3 separate regions of the Homo sapiens genome follow, and regions 1 and 2 are each linked to region 3. The links are chromatin contacts, found by Hi-C or POLR2A ChIA-PET in ENCODE. All regions are on one chromosome and are shown on one strand. Each heading gives the region's core, a stretch centred on a gene start or an enhancer-like site at or near the end of the contact. The rest is flanking DNA. Distances are from core to core; before and after follow the strand shown. Region 1 holds the start of NPNT (nephronectin). Region 2 overlaps GSTCD (glutathione S-transferase C-terminal domain containing). Region 3 overlaps GSTCD (glutathione S-transferase C-terminal domain containing).

What was found. A loop is a pair of places that touch in the nucleus more often than their neighbours do. ChIA-PET counts read pairs that join two places held with the same protein, here RNA polymerase II (POLR2A). Pooled maps may share reads with other maps.
Region 1: a loop to region 3 is called in a map of ascending aorta, with 2.3 times the contacts of the local background. The contact joins the promoter of NPNT here to the enhancer-like site in region 3. A Hi-C loop is called at or near these places in 4 of 168 maps with a recorded cell type or tissue (aorta, ascending aorta and prostate gland) and 3 of 50 pooled maps.
Region 2: a map of MCF 10A shows a loop between it and region 3 (11-fold over the local background). The contact joins two enhancer-like sites. A Hi-C loop is called at or near these places in 2 of 168 maps with a recorded cell type or tissue (MCF 10A and ascending aorta). POLR2A ChIA-PET finds 5 or more read pairs at or near these places in 4 of 52 experiments (GM10248, GM12878, MCF 10A and 1 more).

What each region holds. Positions count from the first base shown.
Region 1 is chr4:105,894,084-105,896,889 of GRCh38, forward strand. It overlaps NPNT (nephronectin), which reads left to right and starts at 1,388. Exons shown (of 12, transcript NM_001033047.3): 1 at 1,388-1,640. The coding sequence starts at 1,570. RefSeq lists silencers at 97-146, 1,071-1,640, 1,801-2,010, 2,249-2,543.
Region 2 is chr4:105,713,122-105,715,821 of GRCh38, forward strand. The region is part of intron 1 of GSTCD (glutathione S-transferase C-terminal domain containing); the gene reads left to right. Among named protein-coding and RNA genes, the nearest start is that of GSTCD, 5.7 kb to the left of the region's middle. Within about 2 kb of position 1,255, at least 3 of the 41 ENCODE cell types and tissues checked have a DNase peak (open chromatin) inside an H3K27ac peak, as active enhancers do.
Region 3 is chr4:105,807,401-105,810,145 of GRCh38, forward strand. The region is part of intron 5 of GSTCD (glutathione S-transferase C-terminal domain containing); the gene reads left to right. Among named protein-coding and RNA genes, the nearest start is that of GSTCD-AS1, 18 kb to the right of the region's middle. Within about 2 kb of position 1,396, at least 3 of the 41 ENCODE cell types and tissues checked have a DNase peak (open chromatin) inside an H3K27ac peak, as active enhancers do; they include ascending aorta, where a contact is called at or near this core.

The sequences.
Region 1 (2,806 bases), core at 138-2,637, 87 kb after region 3:
AGCGGAAAGAAAACATACAAACAAAAAATATGCAAGTTATATAGTAATATAAAAGATGAGTGGTATGGAGAAAAGACAAAGTAGGACAGGCCAAGGATCATCAGAAGGAGGGCAAGTTAGAGGTTTAAATAGGATGGTCATGACTGGCCTCTTCAAAGAGGTGTGACATTTGAGCAAAGACTGAAGGAAGTGAGGGCGTGTGCCATGTAGATATTTGCAGAGGGCAAGTTGCAGTTTTAAATAGGATGATCATGATTGGCCTCCTGGAAGAGGTGACATTTGAGCAAAGACTGAAGGAAGTGAGGGTGTGAGCCATGTAGATATTTGGGTCCAGATAGAGAAAACAGCCAGTTACTGGCCCCAAGGCAGGGGCATGCCTGGAACATGCAAGAAAGGCAAGGAGGCCATGGACTGGAGGAAGAGAAATGAGGACATTGAGAGGTACGGGAGATGACAGATGATCACTGCACAAGGCTGTCATTCGAGGTAAGGTTGGGAAGAGGGGTGACTTGATTGGGCTCATGTACATCTTAGGATAATCATGTTTTCATTTGAACACAGTCATTTAGTACAATACTTTTTACTCTGCAACAACTGAACAATGATTACTTAAAATGGTTTCTAAGTGATCCCCTCAAGATCAGGCACCACAACACTACTAGGCAGTAGCAGCCCTTCCTCTCTGGCAGGCACTCATCCCTAGAGGGGCAGTCCTGTCCTAATGTGCTCGGGAGTTGAGCTGATAGAGACAGAAACAGTCTGCTCATTTCTTCTTCAAAACCCGACTGGAGAGCCAAATATTTCTTTTGGTTAGTTACAAAATAAAAAATATGCCTTTGCCAACTCTGCGGGAAAAGCAAACTCCCAGAGTTTGCCTTCGCTAATTTGTCCAAGTCGTGCTGTGGTTTTAGTAAATGCAGACACTGCTCAGCTCCAGCCCCATAAACCTCTCTGCTCTAGGGCTTCTCCGCCCTCCGGTGAAAGCTACTGCTCGCCCCTGCAGTCACCACCTGTTCGGGCGGAACCTGCGGAGCGTGCACCTACGCCTCGGGCTCCTTTCCTCCTCCACTCCCCTTTCCTGCTGGGCACCCTGCTTTCCCTCTCCCAGAGAGGGTTTGCAACTTTTCTCCCAGGCTGGGGCTCGCCCTGCTTGGCTAACCCCCAAGAGCCACTGCCGTCCCGCAGCGCCCCTGCCCCCGAGTTGCCTGCCCCGCTGGGCCCCCGGGAGGAGCGGAGCGCGCTCACCCTTCGCCCGGGGCTGGGAGGGCGGCGAGTCGGGCGCACGCGCACCCCCTGCCCGCCCCTGGCGCCCCTCCCCGCGGGCGGTGCAGCTACCCCTGCAGCGCCTCCCCTAGCTAGAAGGGAGCGGGAGGGGGCTCCGGGCGCCGCGCAGCAGACCTGCTCCGGCCGCGCGCCTCGCCGCTGTCCTCCGGGAGCGGCAGCAGTAGCCCGGGCGGCGAGGGCTGGGGGTTCCTCGAGACTCTCAGAGGGGCGCCTCCCATCGGCGCCCACCACCCCAACCTGTTCCTCGCGCGCCACTGCGCTGCGCCCCAGGACCCGCTGCCCAACATGGATTTTCTCCTGGCGCTGGTGCTGGTATCCTCGCTCTACCTGCAGGCGGCCGCCGAGTTCGACGGGAGGTGAGCTGGGCCCCGGGGCGCCCTCTCCTCCTTCCCGCGCTAATTTCACACTCACTGTCTTGGGTCACTTTTCCCCGCGGGGTTTCGTGGTCAGAGAGGCGTCTCCTCCATCCAGAAGTTGGGCCACCGCACAGCGTGGCGCGAGGAGAGCGGTCCAGCGGCTCCGAGTGCCCGCCCGAGGCGGAGAGGGCGCGCCCTTGCGAGTCTGGGACCCCATCCGCGGCCCCCCGAGGGCGACTCGCCCCGGCTCGGGAATTAGGACTGAGGGAGAGGAGCCGCTGGAGCCTGGGATCTCGGCTCTGAGGGCGCGGTTTAGCCACCTACGCCGAGGTGACGCGCGAAACATCCCTTACCCGGGAAACTCCCGCGCCTGAACTAGACGGCTCTTCACTGGGGAAGCTTCCAGGCCCCCGGGGGGAGGCCCGGGCTCTGCTCAGGGCTCTCGGGGCCGCTCACACAGAGAGTGGGTGCGAGTCAGCGACTGGGCTACGGGGGAGATTTGTGGGCCTCTCCATTTGGTTTTCTTGAGGGAAGGAGACTCAAAATGAGGACCGGAGGGTGGGCGCTCCGTGAATGTGAGCATGAGTGTGTGGATGTGTGTGTGAGAGCGCACACACTGCGCCGCTCCTCAGACTCGGGCGAGCCTGACGGCGGCGTGCTGTGACAGGTTCCAACAACCTCGGGCCGCGTCTCCGCTGTCACTCAGCCGGTCCTCCCGCGCTCCGGGGCCGCTCCGGTGTGTGAGAGACACTGGGTCTGTCGGGAGGGTGTGCTCGGTCCCCCTCACCTCTGTGCAATTACAGACTAGGCTCGTCCCGGGTGCAGATGGCTGCTGCGAAAAGAGGTTTTACTCTGGCGCACACCGTCGCCCGGTCGCCTTCCTTCAGCGACCTCTGCCCCCACCCCTCCGTGTAGGTCCCTGCCTAGTCCTAAAGAAAGATGCCGCACCTGTTTTACCTTTAATCTTGGAACGAATCAATTCCACAATTGATTCGCTTTCTTGTACCCGGAGGCGAACGGAGGGGAACCAGTGGAGCGCCAAGAAAAAGCACAGCTGCTTGTTCACTACCTGGTCGGAGGAAATAGAAAGTTCGGGGTTATTTTGTACTTTGGGCCTGGGGGTAGAAAGGCAGGTAAAAGAAAAGGGGAATTGAAAAAGATAAGGA
Region 2 (2,700 bases), core at 5-2,504, 94 kb before region 3:
TCATGACATTTTTGTTTCTATTTTATTCAGTGTATTGTGTGTTACATTATAAAATATATACCTAATTGTGTGGCATGCTCAAAAGTTTGAAAGCCAGTATTCGAAGGATGGAGTGTGGATTGAGCAGAGAGCAAAACACTGAGCTGTGGGTCACTGAGACATCTGCAGAGTAGCCAATGAAAGGAATCAGGAAAGAATTGCCAAAGAATTTAATCCAGTGCAGAAACTTGTCAAATAACCCAGCCTTTGGAATGGAAGTTTATATCAAGGATTACTGAAACCAGCATACTTGCTTAGAATAACATAATATCTGACAATTTTCACTTTGGTAAAATTGCTTCAATTTATGAAATTTTATTTATAAATAGTACTGTTATATTAGAACAATACCTATTCTTAAATGTCTCTAAATAAGATCTTTTATGAATTTAATTAATACTTTTGGACTGATGTACAATTCTCATCTCTATAATGGAAATAAAATACTTTTAAGGATTGTGAGCATTAGAAGTAATGCACATGTTCTGTGTGCTTAGCACATAGTAGGTGGACAATAAAATGTATGTAATATTTAAAACTTTATTTACCTAACATTTGTTGAGCTCCTATCAAATTGTAGTCACAAAGATAACTTATTTGAAAAAACAAAAAACAAAACACAGGTTAATCATTTGCAGCAGTTATGCACTTTTTGGTCTTCATTATATAATATATAATTTATCTAATATATAATGTTATGTATACATAATGCCATAGATCTTGACTTGAATTTTGATCACAAAATTTTCAAGCTTTATTTTTTCTGGACTGTGGAGAAGTATGCTTGTTTTTAATATGTTTACTGTTTATCTCTCATTCTCTGTGTTTTATCAAGGCTAAGATATATTCATTAGAATGAAAGTGAAAAAAAAAAACCAGATCTGAATGCCTAAATATTAAACCTATGACTAATTCCACCATTTAAAAATATATTAGAACATTCCTGAGTAATGAAATCAAAGACATAATCTTTTCTTTTTACCCATTTATTCATTCGGCAAGATTCCCAAGCAAATTGGCACGTCCAGGAAAGAGATGCACACTCTATTTAATATCCTGAAGTTTGTGGTTTTGTCTGCTACTTTCTCACTCCCTCTCTGCAGAGTGGCACCTGTCAAAGCTGAGAAAGAGTAAATTACTCTATTTCTGTGCTTGGCAGGAATGTAATATGGAGTAACAAGAGCTGTGCCGCAGAAGCCCTGGAGACAGAAGTTGATTCTATAGTACCTACCTTCTTAAAGCTCGTGACAGAAAATTAGCGAACTAAGGCATTCTGAAGCTAGAAAAGAAAAAAGAGGAAGGATTTTTTTTTTTTTGCCTGTGATATTTGCATACTTGGAGCAAATACTGGTTCTACTCTCTAAAAAGGCACAGTGCAAGCCAAAAACATCACATTTGTACAGGTTTACAAATATTTAATATTTATTTTAAAAATTATATTAGTACATAATAGGGAGACATTATTCAAGGAGAGTAATTTTTTTTTTTATTCTAAGATCATTAAGTAACATTTTTAATCTCCCAGGGGGAAAACCAACATCTATATTAAAAAAAATACGTTAAGAATCAACAGTACTTTGTTGCATTTTCTCTCAGGCATCTCATTAATTTTTAGATATCACCATGGGCAGGTTATTGCTATTCTGTTTTGCTGACATTTAGCATTTTATTAAGTGCTAACAGTGAGAAGAGTTTATAGAATATGTCTAAAATCCTATTTTCATATTCTTATGTGCCTTACAACGTGGCAAATATAGGCATACTTTTTAAAAGAATATTTCTACATATCTTAAAAGCTATTAAATAGCATGGCTTTGTTTCCAGTTTTTTAAAAAGTGTTAGGATGAGCCTCGTAATTACTATTTTTTAGACTGTTGGGCAAATGATGAAATCAGTCATGTTTTCTTTCAAAACTGCTTTCTTGAAACACTTAGGGGTGAGTCTTCTTTTTACTCTCCTACTGTCAGGAGAGTGAGTCCAGAGCAAACTCCTCAAAAAGACTGTTAATTCCTGGAAAGTGTGGTTGGTCCTTTTTGCCCTAGTGTTGTTACAGATCTCACTTTGTTTGACTGTTTTTAAGGACTTATAGCATAAAGGTGTTATATTAATAATGAAAATATTTCCAGAGCTCTATTCAGCTTTATAAAAAAACTCTTTGAACTTTGATCTTTAATAAATACCTTTTTGTTTTAAAATTATCTCTCAGTGACAAAAATTTTTAAAAAATAAGCTCAGGGAGAAAATGGCATCTGTAAGTTAAAAAGTTGTTGCTTTTACAGTATATAAAATAATTTTCCCCCAGATAATCTTTTAAGAAGTAACAAATCATGGTATATATCTGTTATATTTTAATAGAAGAAATATAAAATAAAGCAGTAGTGATTATTTGTATTATTAAGAAACTTAGATAATACTTTACTGACTATATTTATTTTTTATAATGGATTACAAGTTCCTTAGTTTTAAAAAATGAAGAACTAAGAAGCTTAAAGTGTTTAGGTCTTGTTTCAGATTTTTTTAAAAAAGGGATTTAAAATATTAAAGAAAATTTAGTATGATGAAGGTTTTCTAAAATTAAGTGTACACTAACATTTTGAATACACTTAAAAGACAAGAGGTGCATGTGTACTTTTTAACAGCTTTTAAAGTAATTTTCCTTCT
Region 3 (2,745 bases), core at 146-2,645:
CAATAGCGCTCTCACTCTCTTTGAATATGCAATAACCAATCAAAGATAGGCATTGTTTTTAGTTGTCATATATCTTAAGTATCCTTTAATATAGGATCCTGTCCTATAAAATTTGTTTTGTCTTTCTTAACTTTAACATTTTGAAAAAGAATCTATTCTAGGTATTTTACAGAATGTTCTCAATTTGGATTTATCTATTTCCTCTATTAGATGAAAATTAAACTATTGGCAAGACTGCAACAGAATGACTCAAATATTTTGGCCAGCATACTATAGAGCTAATGGTGTATGCCTTGAGTATACCACAGCAGGGAGCACATGGTATCAGTTTGACACATTGTTTGTGATATTAGGTTTGATCACTTGGTTGATATGGTGTCTGTCAGATTTCTTCATTGTAAGAATACCGGTTTCCCTTTGTAATAATAGTCTCTGAGGAGCTACTTTGAAACCATCGTGTTCTCCAGTAAGTTTTCCTCAATGGTTTTAGCATCCGTTGATGATTTCTATGCAAATCAGTTATTACAACGGTCATTATTAAATGGTGATTTTTGTATTTCTATTATGCCTTGTACATGTATCAGTTTTCCTTCTTCTCTCTTGATCCTATGATAATCAGACCTCTGTCCCATCATTCTAACAAAACTGCTGTTGTCAAGGTTACTAATGACTTCTGTTTACTAAATATAATAGACTAGTCTCAGTCCTTATCTTATTTGGTGTATCAGCTGCATTTGACAAAGTTGATCATTTTTCTCTTGAAATACCCCTTGGTTTGCTTCTGAGAAACCAGTAGAATAACCCCTTATCAGTCTCCTTATCAGCTTCCAAATCTCTAAACATTGAAAAACTCAGGGCTTAGTCCTTATACCTCCACTGCAAAACAATATATGGCAGTTTGATTCTTTCTAATTGCTCAGGCTCAGAACTCTAGAGTTATCCCTGTCTCTTTATTTTACTCTCTACATCAGTCCATCAGCAAATTCTGTCAGCTCTGTTTTTAAAATATGTTTCAAGTCAAATCACTTCTCACTACCTCCACTGCTGTATCTTAATCTAAGCAACTATCATGTCTAGCCTTGACTATTTCAGTAGTGACCTAGTTAGACTTCCTATTTAAGTCAAATAATGTCCCCAAATCCATCTAATTCAAAATAAAATCCAAAGTTTCCACATAGATTAAAAAGCTTTGCATACTGTAGCCCCTGGCTACTTCTTTGATCTTCTCTTCTGCGGTCTGGAATTCACTAACTGCAGCAGTCCTCCCTTATTTGCAGTTTCGCTTTCTGTGGTTTAGTTACCCGCAGTCAACTGTGGCCCAAAAATATTAAATGAAAAATTCCAGAAATAAACAATTTATAACTTTTAAATAGCACATCATTCTAAGTAGCATGATGAAATCTGGCACAATCCCACTGCGTTCTGCCTGGGACATGAATCATTCCTTTGCCCAGCAAATCCACACTGTGTACACTACTAGCCTGATGGTCACTTAGTAGCTATCTTGATGATCAGATCGACAGCTGCAATATTGCAGTGCTTGAGTCCAAATTTTACTTAATAATGGCTCCAAAGCACAAAAGTAATGATGCTGACAGTTTGGATATGCCGAAGAGAAGCTATAAAGTGCAAGCATTAAGTGAAAAAGTAAAAGTTATTGACTTAATAAGGACAGAAAAAACTCATATGCTGAGATTGCTAAGATCTGTGGTAAGAACACATCTATCCATGAAATTATGAAGAAGGGAAAAGAATCCATTCTAGGTTTGCTGCCATACCTCAAGCTGCAAAAATTATGGCCATTTCAGTGTCTTTTAAGTGTTTGGTTAAGATGGAAAAGTCCTTAAATTCATGGGTAGAAGACATGAGCAGAAATGTGGTCTGATTGATGGCAGTCGGGTTCAATACTATCTGAGGTTTCAGTCATTCACTGAAGGTCTTAGAATGCATCCCCAAGGATAAGGGGAGACTACTGTATACTTGTTATTCTCTTTGTTTGGAAAACTCTTCCCCTAGATAATCCATACACCTTACTCTCTCACTTTATTCAGATCTCAATGTCACCTTATTAGAGAGGCCCTTTCAGGTCAGCCTATCTGTAATACGTTTACTCTTCCTTGCTCTTTCTCCCCTTTCTAATTTTTCTTTTTAACCCCTAATATAGTATATTTATTTGTTTTGTGTGTATCACCTATCTACCCCCACTGGAATGTGTACTCCATGGCAGCAAGGACTGCAATATACCCAACCCTTAAAACAGTGCCTAGCACATCTTAAGCACCTAATAAATATTTGTTAAATTAACTGTTGAAATTCTTAGTATTCTATTAATGACGACAAGTAAAGACAGGTTGGTTTTTTTTTTTCCACTTTCAATGTAAGTCTTAATTTTATACCTGGTCTTTTTTCCTCCTAAGACATTGTTTACATTGTCTCAAAGTATACTGCAGTGAGAAATTGTGTTTTTCTAGGTTGTATAAATTAATGGGTTATTTATAGTGTTGCTGCTGCTACTACTAATCCCAGTATGTTTTTCTCAGTATTTGGATATGATTCCTTAAAAGGTAACAAATTTCTTAGATGCTAACCTAGTTTTTTTTATTATAAATAATAGCACAAAGTCTTTTATTAAATCATTCATTTATGAATTTTAAAGGCCATCAATACAAAGTATTTATTTTACTGCCCTACATAATTCTCTAGGAAGTCTACCTGTCTTATATTGGCTAATGAAGGGAGAAAGTT